Regions from separate parts of the Homo sapiens genome. Here region 1 is linked to region 2. A link is a contact called in ENCODE Hi-C or POLR2A ChIA-PET data. All regions are on one chromosome and are shown on one strand. The core of a region is the stretch at or near the end of the contact, and the rest is flanking DNA. Distances in the headings are between cores, read along the strand shown.

Evidence for each region. A loop is a pair of places that touch in the nucleus more often than their neighbours do. ChIA-PET counts read pairs that join two places held with the same protein, here RNA polymerase II (POLR2A). Pooled maps may share reads with other maps.
Region 1: a loop to region 2 is called in a map of astrocyte of the cerebellum, with 2.6 times the contacts of the local background. The contact joins two enhancer-like sites. A Hi-C loop is called at or near these places in 43 of 168 maps with a recorded cell type or tissue (Caco-2, Calu3, HCT116 and 26 more), 10 of 37 single-sample maps with no recorded cell type and 32 of 50 pooled maps. POLR2A ChIA-PET finds 5 or more read pairs at or near these places in 6 of 52 experiments (A549, H1, Panc1 and 3 more).

What each region holds. Positions count from the first base shown.
Region 1 is chr2:232,667,381-232,671,826 of GRCh38, forward strand. The region is part of intron 2 of EFHD1 (EF-hand domain family member D1); the gene reads left to right. Among named protein-coding and RNA genes, the nearest start is that of GIGYF2, 28 kb to the right of the region's middle. Within about 2 kb of position 1,876, at least 6 of the 41 ENCODE cell types and tissues checked have a DNase peak (open chromatin) inside an H3K27ac peak, as active enhancers do; they include ascending aorta and dorsolateral prefrontal cortex, where a contact is called at or near this core.
Region 2 is chr2:232,587,806-232,592,797 of GRCh38, forward strand. All of the region lies in intron 3 of LOC105373929 (a long non-coding RNA gene), which reads right to left. Among named protein-coding and RNA genes, the nearest start is that of EIF4E2, 40 kb to the left of the region's middle. Within about 2 kb of position 1,251, at least 16 of the 41 ENCODE cell types and tissues checked have a DNase peak (open chromatin) inside an H3K27ac peak, as active enhancers do; they include ascending aorta and dorsolateral prefrontal cortex, where a contact is called at or near this core.

The sequences.
Region 1 (4,446 bases), core at 626-3,125, 80 kb after region 2:
GTGCCCACTTTCTACCATGCGGACCGGCATGAGAGATGGAGGGGGAATCTTGCCTCCAGTCCTAAGAGCTTTGCCTCTCCCAGTTCCAGTCCTCCTCCAGGCCACTGTGTCTCGTCCTTGGGTTTTTGAGACATCTTATTTTATTTTAATTAATTAATTAATTTATTTATTTATTTATTTATTTATTTTGAGACGGAGTTTTGCTCTTGCTGCCCAGGCTGGAGTGCAATGGTGCAATCTCACCTCACTGCAACCTCCGCCTCCCGGGTTCAAACGATTCTCCTGCCTCAGCCTCCCAAGTAGCTGGGATTACAAGCATGCGGCACCACACCCGGCTAATTTTGTATTTTTCTTTTTAGTAGAGACAGGGTTTCACCATGTTGGCCAGGCTGGTCTCAAACTCCTGACCTCAGGCGATCCACCCGCCTTGGCCTCCCAAAGTGCTGGGATTACGGGTGTGAGCCACTGTGTCTGGCGGAGACATCTATTTTAAATAATGAATACCTCCTTTTTGCTTAAGTGAACAAGTTTATTTCTGTCACTTGCAACCTAAGAGTTCTAACTAATACCGTGGGAGTGTTTGCATCATCGGCCGAAGCCATGAAGTTAAAAATTCCCTGAGTGTATCAGAAGCATCCATAGCTTGCGTGTGAAAGGGCTTTTTAGCTTTGTTAGTTCTCTTGCTGTCTCTTTGTTTTCTACCTCTCCTTCCCTCCCCCTCTTTCTTCACAGTCACAGCTAGGACAGTTTCCAATTCTTCTACCACATGCCCGGCTTTGTGGACTATAAATAGGAAGACAAACAAGGCTGGGCAGTTGGATAAATTGTCATTTAGGGCGGTTGGTGATTGTAACAAAATTAAATGGAAATGTCTGGCATGCTTCATGGAAGTCTGGGCGCTTTCAGCTTGAGCTGAGTTTTTTCCCTTCTTTAACTGGCTGGGGTAGGGGGTACCCCTGAGGTGTGACAGGGATGCTGCTGGTCACCTGCTGACCTGGCACAGTGAGTGGATACGTCTGGATCTGCCCCAGACCTGAGGGTTCAGAGGAAACAGCTCTGGGGAAGGGACCCGTGAGGAGAGCTTTCCCTCATGTTTCCAGTTCATGAAGCCCGTCCGTAAACTGTCATCTCCACTCTGGATTTGAGAAGGCCAAGCCTCGGGGATGGCGAGAGTCCCTGAGGTCACCTGGGTGGGCACTGGCTGGGGGTGGTGCTCTGTCTTCTCTTAAAAAATATTTTGTTTTATTATTTTATTATTTATTTATTTATTTGAGACACAGTTTCACTCTGTCACCCAGGCTGGAGTGCAATGGCGCGATCTCGGCTCACTGCAACCTCCACCCCTCAGATTCAAGCGATTCTCGTGCCTCAGCCTCCCGAGTAGCTGGGATTACAGTTGTGTACCACCATGCCCGGCTAATTTTGGTATTTTTAGTAGAGATGGGGTTTCACCATGTTGGTCATGCTGGTCTCGAACTCCGGACCTCAGGTGATCCGCTCGACTCAGCCTCCCAAAATGCTGAGATTACAGGTGTGAGCCACCACGCCCAGCCAGTGCTCCCATCTTTTCACAGCTGCCTGTCTGGGTCCCAGAGAGCACTGGCCTGGTGGGGCTGCCTGTTCTCTTTGCCTCGTGGAGCAAGGAGGTGGGGCCTTCTGTGAAGGAAATGATTTAAGGATAGCAGGGCACGGAGCGACCAGTATGTCAGTCCCTCTCTCCACATGCCTCTCATCCGCAGCCCTGAAGTCTGCTGCTTCGATCTTTTCCACCCCTGTGTCACCATCCCCTTGACCTCCAACCTATTCTTGGGGGGCCTGGCCTCCTCCAAGGGGCCTGTCTTCTTTCAAGTCAATGTTCAGGTTCTGATAATCCACAGCAAACTGAGTCTCTGCCGGCCTCTAGTGAGAGAGTTTGAAGCTGCAGGTGGTTGAACATGGCTGACCGTCGGCCTCTCCGTGGGCATCTTGCTGTGTCTCTTGCTTTGTATTTGACAATATCCACGGTAGCGTTAGGACCCTGAAGGGAGCAATAGGAAGAGGGTGTCTTACAAGGCATTTCGGGGATGCGGTGGTTGAGCCTCTCACCGGCATGAAACACACTTCCCTCTGGGGATTGAGAGCCTCGGCAGTAATGATACTCAAGTGAGGATTTGGAAGGCCTGTAGAAGTTGCTTAACCTATCACTCTACTTTAAGTAGTGTTCTTTTCCCTTTTGAGAAGGCTTTTTTTTTTTTTTTTTAGACAGAGTCTTGCTCTGTAGCCCAGGCTGGAGTGCAATGGTACGACCTCGGCTCACTGCAACCTCCACCTCCTGGGTTCAAGCGATTCTCCTGCTTCAGGCTCCTGAGTAGCTGGGATTATAGGCAGGCACCACCACGCCCGGCTAATCTTTGTATTTTTAGTGGAGACGGGGTTTCACCATGTTGGTCAGGCTGGTCTCGAACTCCTGACCTCGTGATCCACCTGCCTTGGCCTCCCAAAGTGCTGGGATTACAGGCGTGAGCCACTGCACCTGGCGAGAAGGCATTCTTTTAGGGAAGAGGGTTATGAAAAAAGACCTGGAAACCTGCAATTTTCCTGTGGGTGCATACATTTTAGGTAGCACCTGAAAACCTGGAGAGAGCCTCTTTCGATGATAGCTTGGAACGTATCAGTTTATATTCTTTCCATATGGAAAAATAAGTCATGAAGCTTAGATAGCAGTTGTTTAAAGAAGAGAACTAAAAAAGCCACAAAATTGCCTTGGGAGAGGACAGGAAGATGGGGAAATTGCCATTTAAGTTTGGCCAATTTATAGCTGGGCATGGTGGCTCATGCCTGCAATCCCAGCACTTTGGGAGGCCTGAGGCTAGGAGTTCAAGACCAGCTTGGTCAACATGGTGAAACCCCATTTCTACTAAAAATACAAAAATTAACCAGGTGTGATGTCACGCTCCTGTAATCCAAGCTACTTGGGAGGCTGAGGCGGGAGGATCACTTGAACCCGGGAGGCAGAGGTTGCAGTGAGCCGAGATCGAGCCATTGCACTCCAGCCTGAGCAACAGAGCAAGACTGCATCTCAAAAAAAAAAAGGTTGGCCAATTTATTTATTTAAAAGTTTGTTCTTTGGAAGCCTGAAGATTAATTAATTCAGGTCACATTTTGAATCTGGAGGAGGAGGGTGGATTATTCAACAAATGATGCAAGGATTACTAACCAACCATTTGGAAGAAAATAAGGTTAATGATTAACCTCACATGATAAATAAAAATAAATTTCAGAGATTAAATATTTACATGGTTAAAAAAAAAAAGAAGCCATAAAAGTTGTAGACAAAACATAGGTGGTTGTTTATATAACCTTGGTGCTGAGGAAGGTTTTTCTAAGCATAACACTATATGTAAAATTTTTGAAAGTTGAAAATTAGCATAAACATACTTAAAAGGCAAGTGATAGAGCTAAAATATTTGAAACATACCAGGTTCTATGAAGATCTTTAGCAAATGGTAAGAAAGGCAAACAATCTAATGCAAAAATGAGACACACAAGAAAAGTACAAGTTGTTAAAAAACCATTGGAAATATTATTTAGTTTTTAAAAAATAGTATATACAGGTTTATTTGATTTTTCTTTCATCACTGTAAACTAGGATGCTGCTAATTTTTTACTTTCATAGATAATGTTTAAACCATTGTAGGAATGTTTCTGAAGGATAAATTCCCACCAGTGGAATTAATGGTTGGAAGGCAAAAAGCATCTTATTTTCAGTAAACATTTCCAAAGTGCCCATCAAGGCCAGGCACAGTGCCTCACACCTGTAATTTCAGCACTTTAGGAGACTGAGGCAGGAGGATCACTTGAGACCAGGAGTTTGAGACCAGCCTGGGCAACGTAGAAGACCCTGTCTCTACAAATTAAAAAAAAAAAAAATTAGCCAGGTGTGGTGGCACACGCCTGTGGTCCCAGCTACTCAGGAATCAGAGGGCATAGGACCACCTGAGCCCAGGAGGTCAAGGTTGCAGTGAGCTATGAACACACCACAGCACTCCAGAGCGAGACCCTGTCTCAAGAAAATAAATAAATAGGCTGGGTGCAGTGGCTCACACCTGTAATCCCAGCACTTTGGGAGGCCGAGGCGGGCGGATTACCTGAGGTCAGAAGTTTGAGACCAGCCTGACCAACATGGAGAAACCCCGTCTCTACTAAAATACAAAAAAATTAGCGAGGCATGATGGTGCATCCCTGTAATCCCAGCTACTCGAGAGGCTGAGGCAGGAGAATCGCTTGAACCTGGGAGGCAGAGGTTGCAGTGAGCCGAGATCGCACCACTGCACTCCAGCCTGGGCAACAAGAGTGAAACTCCATCTCAAAAAATTAAATAAATAAAAAAGAAAATAAATAAATAAAAGTTTGAGGGTGGGAGGCAGTGGCTCACGCCTGTAATCCCAGCACTTTGGGAGGCCGAGG
Region 2 (4,992 bases), core at 1-2,500:
GCCTGCCCTCTACCTTGACGTCTCTGTGAGGAGGCAGGGGAGGAATGCTCAGAGCACCTTCTACCTGCCATCCTCCACCCTTTCAGTCAGGACCCTGAATGGACAGAGAGAGGGGCATCAAGGCCTTGTCCCCTGTGAGCCCAAGAAGGCAGGTAGGTTAATCCAACATCCCCCTCCAGGTGACTTTCCTCCTGTCCCTGACAAGAGGACTGTTAACGTTGACCCAAGAGCCAGAGCCCTGCCCTGTGGCCTCGTGTGCTCTTTGCAGGGTCCTAGCCCCCCGACCCCCATCAGGATGCTTCCAGAACATGGTAAGAGCCCCTGCAGAGGCTGAGCTCATCTGTGGCCGGGCTGGCCGGGCACCACCCAGCACCAGGCTCCTGGAAGGGTTTGGAGGTCCAGCCTCCCACCCCATGCTCTCTGGCTCGCAGTGCCCACCATGCCCTGGCTCCAGCCACCCTGGCTGACTCACTGCCAGGCTCCTTTGCTGTCATCAGTTCTGCTGCAGGTTCACCTCAGCTCACTCCCGTCCCACCCACAGGCGCACACACACCTCTGTCTCCTGACCAGTTCCCACTTTATCTCCGAGTGATGTCCAAGACCCTTTTACAGAGGACAGGTGGCTGGTCCCTCCTATGTGACAGAATGGCCAGTGGCCCTCAGAGGAGACCCTGCTCCTCAACTTAGCACAGTGCTTCTTGGGAGGTTCTAATGGGCAGCCCAGGTCAGGACTATGATCTTGGAGAGACCCTCCTTCATTACTGCCCCTGGACCTATGCCCTGGCCTCCTTGGACAACTTCACACACACACATCCCTAGTATCTTCCCCACATCTAATCAATGTGCTCCTGCCCCCTGCAACATCCTCACCAGCCCCAGCCCATGTCGTGCTCACGCCATTGAGCCTGGCACTGTTGAAGGACCTCACGTGCTTCTTCATTGAAAGCCCTGCCACATCAGTTTTGACTAGATTTCCCGGGGTTCCGCAGATACATCCTTGTCCCCTGCTGTCATGCCATTCATTCCCTGCTGTAGAAGGCCCTCACTCCACCCTTCACCCTGCCCACCTCCACCACCCTTCACATATTGCCTCTTCCAGGCAGCCCCTGGTCCCCTCCTGCCCTAATCATGGGCACCTCCTATTTTCCCACAGCACTAGGCCCAAGAGACTGGAACTGCAGGTGTCCTTGTCTGTTCTGGCTGCTGGGATAGGTTCCAGGAAGGCAGGGGCCACACCTCCCTCATCTCTGAACAGGCCTGGCATGGATGCTGGCTGCGGAGAAATTCCTGCCAAAAGCAGATTTATAAAATGCCTTAGTCATCGTGTGCTGTTCCATCCAGCACTGCCTCTCGCTGAAGAACTCATTTCACAGCAAATGAAGTGCAGCAGTGGGCTTGAAGGAAACCTAAATATTTCTCTCTAAAATACTGAGTATTACATAAGCGTAAAACACTACATAAATAAACTAATTAAAATACTGCCGGCCAGGCGCGGTAGCTCACACCTGTAATCCCAGCACTTTGGGAGACCGAGGCAGGCGGATCACCTGAGCTCAGACATTTGAAACCAGCCTGGCCAACGTAGCCAAGCTCTACTAAAAATACAAAAATTAGCCGGGCGTGATGGCTCATGCCTGTAATCCCAACTACTTGGGAGGCTGAGGCAGGAGAATCACCTGAACCCAGGAGGCAGAGGTTGCAGTAGCCAAGATCGTGCCACTGCACTCCAGCCTGGGCTACAGAGTGAGACTCCATTTCTAAATGAATAAATTAATTAACAAATTAATTAACAAATAAATAAATAATAAAACACTGTGATTGTTGGGCTGAAGAAGGCTAAATGCAGGGGGGCACTCAGCCTTTCCCTCTGCTTGCCCGATGGCAGGACAGCAATTCACAAAGACGAGATCCTTCTACCTCCCCTCCAGCTTTCCTGTGTAAAACCAGAGATGGAAAATTTCCTCAAACAACTTGCTCATCAACTCAGAGATGGTGCCAATGGGACCAGGGAAATTTGGGAGCTAACTTTACTCCCTTCCCAGAGTTTTCCTGCCTTCGCAAGACTCTCCTTTGTCGTGTCACCACTCCAAGATTTATGGCTTTTCACCGGGCGCTGTGGCTCAAGCCTGTAATCCCAGGACTTTTGGAGGCTGAGGTGGGCGGATCACGAGGTCAGGAGATCGAGACCATCCTGGCTAATACAGTGAAACCCCGTCTCTACTAAAAATACAAAAAAATTAGCCGGGTGCGGTGGCGGGCGCCTGTAGTCCCAGCTACTCGGGAGGCTGAGGCAGGAGAATGGCATGAACCCGGGAGGCGGAGCTTGCAGTGAGCCGAGATCGCGCCACTGCACTCCAGCCTGGGCCACAGAGAGAGACTCCGTCTCAAAAAAAAAAAAAAAAAAAATTACGGCTTTTTGATAAAATACTATTTAAGGCAGAGCTTCAAGCCACTTCCTTGAGAGCTACACCTTTGAACTGAGGCTCCTCCCACAAGATGTAAACTGTGCGCATTAACATAAAAATGGCTTTTCTCTTGTTAATCTATCTTTTGTCACAGAAGGCTTGTTCCAGCTATCAACTTAGGAAGGTAGAGGGAAATTACATGTTCTTCCCTCAGGCTCATGTTTATGGAGGTCCCTGGTCTTACTGGTACCCCATCATCCTAAAGCGGGAATGTGAGAGCTACTGACCTCTATGATTGAGTTTTGTTCACTGATAATTAATAAATTATTGCTATTTGTAGCATTTCACAGATCGTTTGCTTGCATTTGCCAGGGGTGTGTGTGTGTGTGTGTGTGTGTGTGTGTGTGTGTGTATTTTTTTTTTTAACATAGTCTTGCTCTGTCCCCCAGGCTGCAGTACAGTGGTAGCACCTTGGCTCACTGCAGTCTCCACCTCTTGGGTTTAAGGGATCCTCCCACTTCAGCCTCTGGAGTAGCTGGGATTACAAGCGCACACCACCACACTCAGCTAATTTTGTATTTTTTGTAGAGATGAAGTCTCACTATGTCGCCCAGGCTGGTCTGGAACCTCCTGCACTCACGTAATCCTCCCACCTCAGCCTCCCAAAGAGCTGGGATTACGGGTGCGAGCCACCATGCCTGGCTTTATAATCTTATTATCTTCAAATTATGAAGGTTTTACTTTCTCCTTTCCAACTTTCCTATCTCTGTTTTCTTTGCCTTACCTTATTGTGTGGGTTAGCACCTCCGGTACATTGTTGATTTACGCTGGTAACAGTGGGCGTGCTGTCTTGTTCCTAACTTGGTGGGAATGCCTCTAGGAGTCCCCATTAAAGACAATGCTGGTTTTGGAGCTGAAATGTATTCTGTCCTGTTAAAGAAGAGAAGAGCCGTGCGTGGTGGCTCACACCTGTAATCCCAGCACTTTAGGAGGCCGAGGTGGGCAGATCACTAGGTCAGGAGTTCGAGACCAGCCTGGCCTGTTCATGGTGAAACCCCATCTCTACTAAAAAAATACAAAAATTAGCTGGGCATGATGGTGCACACCTGTAATCCTAGCTACTCAGGAGACTGAGGCAGGAGAATCGCTTGAACCCAGGAGGCAGAGGTTGCAGTGAGCCAAGGTCCCGCCATTGCACTCCAGCCTGGGCAACAAGACAGAAACTCTGTCTCAAAAAAAAAAGAAGAAGAGAAGAAAAGATTTAAAAGTTGTATGGGAGAGTATATGGATGTACCATCTTTTTGTAACCTAATTTTTCTTAAGAGATGAGATTGAGGTCTCGCTAATGTTGCCCAGGCTGGAGTACAGTGGCTATTCACGGGCATGACCATCGTGCACGACAGCATTGAACTCCCAGGCTCTAGCAATATTCCTACCTCAGTCTCCCAAGTAGCTAGGGTTACAGGGGTTCCCCTTTGTGCCTGGCCCCATCTACTGATTTCATGAACATTTCGATTGTTTCCAGTATTTTGCTGAAAGAAGTGAATGGCTTGGTATATATACCCATCATTTTGCATTTGTAGGATCAGTTCTAGAACTGGAATTGTTGGGCTGTGTGATGGTTAATTTCATGTGTTAACTTGACTGGGCCAAGGAATGACCACATAGCTGGTAAAACACGATTTCTGGGTGTGTCTGTGAGGATGTTTCTGGAGAAGATGAAGATCGGAGTTGATAGACTAAGTGAAGATTCACCCTCACCAGTGTAGGTGGGCATCATCCATCCATTAAGAGCTGAACAGAACAAAAAGGCAGAGTAGGGGCAAACTTGCTTTGTCTTCTTGAGCTGGGATATCCATCTTCTCCTGCCCTCCAACACTGGAGCTCCTGGTTCTCGATCCTGGTTCTCAGGCTTTAAGACTCAGACTGCATTTCCCAGGCCCTCCAGCTTGCAGGCGGCAGATGGTGGGACTTCTCAGCCTCCGTAATCACCTGAGCCAATTCCCATAATAAATCTCCTCATATATATACATATATGCTGGGTCAAAGAGTACATGATATTTGATTTGATAAATATTGCCAAATTGCTCCCCAGGTTACGCTCTCACCAGCAATGCATGTGTTTTATCTCAGCTCCACAAAGAGAATATATTATAAAATTTAGATTTGTGCTAATCCGATAGGTAAAAAATGATATTTCAATGTCATTCTTTTTATGAGTGAAATTGAGTTTCTTTTCATATATTTAAGGACAATTTGTGTTGGGTTTTCTGTTCGTAACTTGACAATTTTTCTATTGAGTTGGTGGTCTTTTTCTTATTGACTAACGGGAGTATTTTATATATTAAGGAGATTATCCCTTTGTTTGTAATATGAGCTTGACCAGAGCAGGAACCAACACAATCAAATGAGGAGTCCCGGATGGCTTACCCAATGTTATAGGATGAGGCCTTTACCGTGCTGGTGGCTGAGGGTGGGCGAGAGAGTCAAAGATGAGTTGTATCTGAACAGGAAAACCTGTTGTTCTGCAGGCAAGCTTGGCTCTAAAGTGGCTGCCTATATAAGTTATTTTGGAGCCTCCAGGATA